2 separate regions of the Homo sapiens genome follow, and region 1 is linked to region 2. The links are chromatin loops, found by intact Hi-C in ENCODE. Cell type or tissue: PC-3. All regions are shown on one strand. Each heading gives the region's core, and the rest is flanking DNA. Links, peaks and the distances in the headings are about the cores only.

Region 1 (4,406 bases), core at 272-4,271, 500 kb before region 2:
CCTAAAAACACCTTTCCTGGGTGCTGCTGTTCCCTCAAGATCTGGCCACCATTTCTTTTCTTCTCTCTACTGATAAAACTCTTGAAGTAGCCATCCTCCTCTTTCAGTGACACATTTTTATTTTTATTTTTAACTCCATGTATTATACTTGGGCTTTCCAGGCACCACACCATTGGGGAAACTCCCTCCAAAGTCACTGGTGGCCTCTCAGCCCTTATCCTGGTTGATCTCTCTCTCTCTCTCTCTCTGGCATTCCTTACACTGTTGATCATCTCCCTGCCATTACCCCCAAACCACTGTCTTCCTTCCTCCTGTAGGCTCCAATGACACCTTCCACCCACCTCTGTTTATGTTCTTTCTCAGTCTCCTTTACTACTATTTTCCCCTCTACTTATACCTAGATGAGGGTTCTCCCTAAGAATTGTTTGTCTTATGCTACCTTCTGCTTGGGAGAACATAGCAGTTCTAGTGGCTCCAGTTATCACCTGCATATGGATGATTTTCGAATCTGATTCGAATTCTGAATAGAATTTCTCCCTTCATATGGCATTCCAGAAACCTGATCTTAACATAAGCAACATCAAAATATTCTATTCCACACTTACTCTCTTATACATATATTTCTTTTCTAAATCTAGCAACCCTGCCCTAACTGATCTCTTGCCCTTTAATTTCTGATTATTTCAATCTTCCATCATACTCCTGCTAGAATTACTTTTCTAAAACACAGGTGATAATGTAATGCTGAACTAACAGGAATTTTCTGATAGCTCCACACTACCTAGAGAAAGAAAATCCAAACTCCTTAGTAGGAATTAAAGAAAACACTATTCTGGTTCCAATTTGCTTTTCTAGTTCCATCTTACGTGCTTCCACTTATCTATATTGGGAAAATCACCCAGCCCCAAACATATGACATACCTTTATTCTTGTGCCCTTTTTTCATAATGGCTTAGCTTGGAATTCTCTTCCTTAAATTTAAATCATGCCCATCCTTCAAGGGTGAGTTCAAATGCCATCTCCTTCATGAAGCTTTACCCTAATCCCTCCACTGCAATTACAGCTTCCTCTATACTCTCATAGCATTTCATTCCATTACAGCACACTGCATTCTACCTTATAGTCAGATGGTACTTGTGGGTGGGAACTCAGATTAATTTTTATATCAATAACAACAGAGATATACTGAGTCTAAATATTTATTTGGCAGTTTTGAGTGCTTTTCATACATTAACTCATTTGACCAGCAACTCTGTGATTTAGGTGACATTATTCTCCCCATTTGTATTCTCCATATATCCTGGCTTAAGGCTCTATATTCAGTAGGCATTCCTTACTGTTTTAATTGAATGAAGAGGCTTTTACTTGGGATAATGTACTTCTTTGGGCTCACTCAAATCAATTCCCCATCATAGTAATACTGTTTTAATTCATTGATTAATAATATGCTTTGTTCCAGAAAAAATTAAAGATTAATCTTATATAAAGACAATTATATAAAGGAACTTATATAATGATGACTTAATCTCATATAAATCACCAAATATGGTTAATTTATTATAATAAAATCAAAATATGGTATGAAATACATTGTGTCAAAAATGGGGAAAAGGGAAAAAACTTAAATTAGGCTGGCATACTAAATGTTTATTACAACTTTTTTGGAGGAGGGCTTAAGGTTTTCCAGGAATCCCTTTTGATAAAATGAGAGCCAGTTTGAATTCTAATTATGTAAAGAAAATGAGCTCTGGGCCTTTAAATAGACAAACCAGTTCAGAGTGAAGGTGAGGTTGTCCTTAAATGTGAGACTATATTACTTTATTTTATATGCACAATTTCTCTGTTATCAAACACATAATTATGGAAAATGAGTTAGCATCACATAGGTAATATGCTTGAGAGCATGATACAATCTGAGGTTTCCCATGCAACCCTGAGCTGTATGATTATCAAAAAGGTGAAGTGAGGAATACAAGAGAAATAAATCGTCAATGCTGAAGTTAGACTCAGGAGATCTGTTTGTCCTGATGAACTGACATCTTTGCTAGTAAGTTCAAAGGTAGACAGTGTTTATTTCCTGTTTCACTTCCAGATATTGCCTGTGCTTTTCCAGTCACTCAACAAAGAAGGCATGTGACACCTACTCACATTTCTGGAATGACATCAGTGAGAGAATATGTAACTGTGGCTCTTGTTGACTAAAAGGATTAACTTTGGAGGTCACAAAGTTCAACCTTCTAACTCCTTTTTGGGTAATTTTCCAACTATCTTTATTTGCTCTACAATACTTTGAAGAAAACTATAACTTATGAACACATGTTTTTCTTAATGTGTTTGCAAACATATTAGAAAATAGAGAGTATTATTAAAGTATTAACCTAAATTTCTCAGCTTCCTACTACAAAAGAGTTATGCAATGATGAGATATTCATGAAAACAAAGGCTCACCTTGATGACTATTTTTGGGGGGAAGCTGGGAAAAAGAAATCGCTTTGTTTTAGCTTATCTCTCATTGTCTTTTCAGCTATGACCATGGAGGGAGAGGTGGAAGGAAGGTATTATGGCATTTCTTCTTCAGGCCTCATCATGGCAAGCCATGACTAGATCTCTTTAGGTTGGCTCCAGCGGGGCTGGCCTGAAACACGGGGGAGTACCACAGGCTTCTGCTCTGTCTGGAGAGCTCACGTTTCATGAATTTTCATTTTACGTAGTTGACAACAAACAATCTTACTTCCTCAGGAATAGGTGCTGGCCTAGGATTTGCCCCACGGTGAACAAAGTTTGTGAAAATGTACTTACCCATCACAAAGTAAAACCTCAGGTTCCCATAACCGGTAGTGTCCATGGATGGAGTGCATAATTTCCTCTCTCCATCTTTGAGGAAGACCATTGATAAGCCTGATTCTATCGTTCCACATTCTGTACCAATGACAGCTCCCAAGACATCCCATCTAAAAAAAAAGGGGGATTAAGAGTTAGAGTTAGAATATTAAGCCAAATCTTTATAAAGAATAACATTTAGTTTTTAGTGAGGGACACTTACTTACTTAGTAATGAATAATTCTGAAATAAAGATATGGCACTTTATTTAGGCAATGATTAAACTTTAAACACAAATTTTAGGTAGTGAATACACTTTAAACACATTACATTCACAGTTATAGTTTTCCTGTAGAGGGATGAATTTAATCAATCTTGTATACGGTGTGTCTACTTGTGATCAGAGCCATGCTCCAGACTGAGATACTTTTCATTCTTTAAGTACTTATAGTTGAGTTGGGAAATCAATGAACTAAGGAAACAGTGAATTATAAAAGACAGACTCATAATATAAATACTTGTATGATGTTTTACCTATTGAAAATAGTAATAAAATGAAAAGTCATAAGAATTGGCAAAAGTCTAGCAAGTTTTCAAAAAGGAGATGGGATTTAAACTGGGTCTCATCAAACAGGTAATTGGATATGTAGAAGAGAATAAAAATAGCTGGCTTTTATTGAGTGCTAACTACCTGGCCAGATCCTTTTCTAGGGCCTTTACACATTAAAGTCATTTAATTCTCACAGTGACCCTATGAGGTAGTCACCATTACTACCCCAATTTTAGATGAAGAAACTGAGATGAAGAGAGGTTAAGAATGACTAGCAAAGGAAGAGGACAGTATTCAAAGCCATGCAGTGTGACTCCAGAGCCTATGCTCTTACCACAGTTGCATAATGTGTTGACGAAATCACATGACTATAGGCTAAGAAATGGGAATGACCAGCAGGCATGGTGGCTCACACATGTAATCCTAGTACTTTGGGAAGCCGGGGTGGGCGGATCACGAGGTCAGGAGATTGAGACCATCCTGGCTAACAGGGTGAAACCCCATCTCTACTAAAAATACAAAAAAATTAGCTTGGTGTGGTGGTGCATGGCTGTAGTCCCAGCTACTCGGGAGGCTGAGGCTGGAGAATGGTGTGAACCCAGGAGGCAAAGGTTGCAGTGAGCCAGCTGAGATTGCACCACTGCACTCCAGCCTGGGTGACACAGCGAGACTCCGTCACAAAAAAAAAAAAAAAAAAAAGAAACGGGTGACACTATTAACAGTGCAGAAATCAATAGACCTTGGTGGAGGATGTGTGTTAGGGGAGAGTAAAAAATACATTTGAATAGTACAGTGGAACAAATCCATGGAGAGTTTGGAAAGAGGGGAGTTCAGACTCTATTTAGTAGACACTCAGTGATATTTCTAAACTGCATACATGATTACATCTCTCCTTTGTTTAAAGTCTTTCAGGGGCTCCCCCATTGCTATCTGGACAAATTCCAAGTTCCTTAATGCAGAACATGCAGTCCTTCTTGGCCTGGCCCAAGAACATTTCTAGCACAATCTCTCGCCTTGTACCATGTCTCTTCTGCCT
Region 2 (4,406 bases), core at 165-4,164:
ACAGTAAATACATATATACACCATTAACTCTAAACATATAAAATAGAATCTGGTGGCTGCACCAGCACAAATGAAGGGCTGTGGAATCCACAGACACATCTTCATTTCTGTATTCTCTTTATCCAAGACAATGCCTGAAACATAGTAGACACTTAGTAAATATTTGTTAAATGAAATTTTAAGCAGAGAAAGATAAATTTAATTCCAACCATGGAAAAAAAATAAACACTGACTTTGAACTTGAAATGTGAATTAGATTAAAATATTTTTATTTATAAACGTTTTAGAATTAAATAAAAATTAACAACGTCTCCTCTTTAGAAAACTGAAAACTATATAAATTTACCACATATCTACCTGTATTTGAAGAAATATGCCAAAATCTATTTTTGGTGTAATAAAACGTTAGCTACCTTAACAAGTACAGTATAGCAAAAACATCTTCCTACAGCTATGGTGAATTACAGATGAAGTATTTGCTAAAAAAAAAATTTTCATAGATGAAACAACTAAATTATCATTCTGCTTTCTGACTGATGATAAATTCATTTGAGAAAAACAATTGGTTTGGATATATCCTACATATCTTATAAAACAACACCTAAATGAGTAGTAAGGTTGTCTAAATGCTATTACAATAAATAAAACCTCCGTAAGAAACGATTGTTGATTCATGACCAATAAGTTAAATCGATGTAACAAATAACTCCAAGTGTATCCATAGTATCATGACATGAGTTCATAAGCAGAGAAGGTACAAACAGAAAAGGTATATATTTGTATATTAAACTATGCTACAAAATGTTTATGTTCTTATAAATGAAAATAAATTTGCAAAAACACTCTAAATTTTTTATTATGTACAACTAAGTATGAAACCACTCAGAAATTAGGTATTAATTATGGAAAAATCCAACTTGTCAATATGGTACACAGAACTATTTTTTAAAAAGAACTATGCTCCTTTTCTAATCTTTCAGCTGTTTCTTGGTATTAATTCAGAATACATTATTTTATAATATAGTAATATTATTAAAATAAAACCTTTTAAATGGCAGAATTATAGTAAACTACTTTCAAAAATTATTTTCCAAAATGCAAATTGATCGAAGCAGATCAATGAAAATTAAAACATATTCCTTTTACAAGTCACTTTAGAAACCTATACCAATGATTTTAGAAATAAACTCTCCAGCAATTTTATTCTCTGGGAAAAAAATAAAGCAATATGGCTTTGAGATTTTAAAATAAGTGGTATCTCTGATAATCTTAAAGAACTGTACTCCTATTGCTCTGACCTAACTACAAGAGTATTTGGGTAGGGGAGGTAAGAATGAGTAAGAGGAGACATAGAACTATAAAAAGAATGAAACAGATAATTCGGAAATTCCCATATTTTTTTCTTTTAAGAAAAAAAGAATTAAAAAGCATAACTTGGCTTTAATATATTTCTGGAAAAAAAGACAATACTATTTCTTTAAAAGCTGACAAATGGTCTTCAAAATCATAACTGATCAAATTAAAAATTTAGAAAGAATACCTATAAACTTTACCCATTTACTGCATGTATTCCATTCTATCTTATGATGAGAGCAGAAAGGAAAGGAGAAAAGAATGAAATACCAGAATTAATGCTTTGTCACCCATGAAGTTCAGGCATACATAGAAGGGCTACATTTATCTTACTGGAATGAAAATTTTAAAAATGACCCAAGATAATGACTGCAAAATTGTACTAAAGGTAAAAACCAGGTAAGACTAAAATAATAATCTAAAAAAAAATTTAAAGTCATATTTAAGTTCAATAAATCTGAACATTAACATAAAATGTTAAATGTGCTACTATTCTCTTCACTTACTTGTGAGACTAATGAATAGAATTTTATTTAAAATTCAATAGAGAATGAAGAAATTCAGAATAATGCCAACTACAATACAATATTGCTGCTAGTACTATTATAAATTTATTATTCTCAATTGGAATTTTAATAAACTTTAAAGAGTCCTTGAGTTACTATTTTTATAACTTCATTATAGAATAGATTAGATTTGAAATACAATGGAAATAAACTTTTGCTTCAGGAGAATTCTGAATGTCTATATCATACATGATCAATTTATACACAAAATAAGTTTAAACAATTATTTAGTCAGTAAATCCAGCTATAAAAATAGCATATCACTATAAAATAAATTCTTAAAACAGGTGAATACAAAAATAATACATGATCATCTCATATAGACACATTATAACTAATAAAAAGCAATTTACCTCCAGGTACGAAATATAATTCATTGCCAATTTTATTTACATTTTCATAAAAGTGTAAATACACACATACATGTTTATAATTACATTTTTCAGCAAGTTTATTTCCATTCAAATGACCCAATATGTTAACAAATTTCTCTAGATATCACAGACAGTATTAACAGGTAAAAGGTCTGTTTGCCTGGCTCATCTTAAAGCCAGAATGCAAAAACATTGCCATCTAGTGTTCGTACCAAATAAGCACTTTGAAAACAAACGTATTTCTGTTTTTCACTTAAAAAATTAAGTGTATGTAGGTTAAATACAAACTGCCATTCCCATGGTTAAGAGTATAATTTTGATAGAAGAATAAAAGGAGAAAGAAGAAAACTAGAAAAGGTCACTGGGAGTCAATGGGAAGAAGAAAATATAAGGCATGTGGGAGAAATACTCTTTGGATGAGATTCTTGCCACATTTTGTTCTGGAACACAATATATATGTTATTAGATTTTCTTGGATACTTTACTGACCAAGCAAAAGTAAAGATCAACTCCTTAGAACTAGTTGCATCTATCTCTACCTACTCCCCGACCCTTTGTATACCCAATGAGAATAACTAAGATTGTGTTCCTAAATGACTTGCTATTAAATTCACCTAAATTCATGTATAGCAATACTTTAAATATACAAATTTATCATTTTGATTATAAAATGTTAATTAGAAGAGATAAAGAATAAAAAGATCAGCAACTACAATTGTCAAGTTTGAAAAAAATTTAACTTCATTAACAGACAAAGATACATTTTGGGCCAAGTTGTTTTCTTAACTGTGTAATATTACTGGCACTGCTATAACCACGAAGACTGCGGACATTGTTCATCATAGTCAATGGCTCAGAGCAGCTAGTAAATCTCTAAATCAGAAGCCTCCCATTGTTTTTAATTGCCATATATTTTCCCCAGAGGATAAAATTGCTGAAGAGTTTATTTCTAAAAACAGAAAATGCTCTACGAATGTAAAGAACAATATGTAAGGTACCAATAGTAAGGTGTGGCATGTGGTGGCAGTAGTGTTACTATGATGCTACTATTACAATCACAACTACAATGACAACTACCACTACAATATAACCCCATTCAATTCCAACCAAACCAGGGTGACAGTTCACAGGTATGCCTTGCTTTTCAAACCTTTCTTCAGATCATATTAACCTTTCTTTCTGAATCTCTAACCTTAACTCTATCCTTTGGAAATAAGATATCAGGTGATTTTAAACTATTATTTCTCTATTTACCCATTTATACATTTCTGTATAATAAACATGTATCACTTATGTAAATGAGAAATATTTAAAAAACAAAAACTCCTACTCATTCTCCACAGCCAAGCCTCATTTTTCATCTTCTGTGAACTCTTTCAACCTGCCCAATCTAGAATTGATCTCTTTCTGCTCTAAACTTCTCAGAAGCACTATCTAGCATTCATTTACAGCCTTAAGAAAGTATTTAATAAATGGTGCTGGGAAAACTGGCTAGCCATATGTAGAAAGCTGAAACTGGATCCCTTCCTTACACCTTATACAAAAATTAATTCAACATGGATTAAAGACTTAAACGTTAGACCTAAAACCATAAAAACCCTAGAAGAAAACCTAGGCAATACCATTCAGGACATAGGCATGGGCAAGGACTTCATGTCTAAAACACCAAAAGCAATGGTAACAAAAGCCAAAATTGACAAATGGGATCTAATTAAACTAAAGAGCTTCTGCACAGCAAAACAAACTACCATCAGAGTGAACAGGCAACCTACAAAATGGGAGAAAATTTTCACAACCTACTCATCTAACAAAGGGCTAATATCCAGAATCTACAATGAACTCAAACAAATTTACAAAAAAATAAACAAACAACCCCATCAAAAAGTGGGCGAAGGATATGAACAGACACTTCTCAAAAGAAGACATTTATGCAGCCAAAACACACATGAAAAAATGCTCATCATCACTGGCCATCAGAGAAATGCAAATCAAAACCACAATGAGATACCATCTCACACCAGTTAGAATGGCGATCATTAAAAAGTCAGGAAACAACAGGTGCTGGAGAGGATGTGGAGAAATAGGAACACTTTTACACTGTTGGTGGGACTGT

What was found. Hi-C counts contacts between places; a loop is a spot of excess contacts. Peaks named below come from ENCODE experiments on the same cell type or tissue, not always from the same donor. Only the 100,000 strongest peaks of a DNase experiment are listed, where the experiment ranks them.
Region 1: a loop joins it to region 2, with 7 times the contacts of the local background. A loop is called at or near these places in 4 of 110 quality-filtered maps.

What each region holds. Positions count from the first base shown.
Region 1 is chr7:103,658,577-103,662,982 of GRCh38, forward strand. It overlaps RELN (reelin), which reads right to left. Exons shown (of 65, transcript NM_005045.4): 12 at 2,800-2,951. Among named protein-coding and RNA genes, the nearest start is that of SLC26A5, 210 kb to the left of the region's middle. RefSeq lists an enhancer at 2,025-3,224. In PC-3, for the core only: no CTCF peak of the experiment used is centred there; a DNase peak (open chromatin) is centred at 2,145; H3K27ac peaks cover 1,335 bases.
Region 2 is chr7:104,154,481-104,158,886 of GRCh38, forward strand. The region is part of intron 12 of ORC5 (origin recognition complex subunit 5); the gene reads right to left. Among named protein-coding and RNA genes, the nearest start is that of ORC5, 51 kb to the right of the region's middle. In PC-3, for the core only: CTCF peaks have their summits at 2,500 (motif pointing left) and 2,708; no DNase peak of the experiment used is centred there.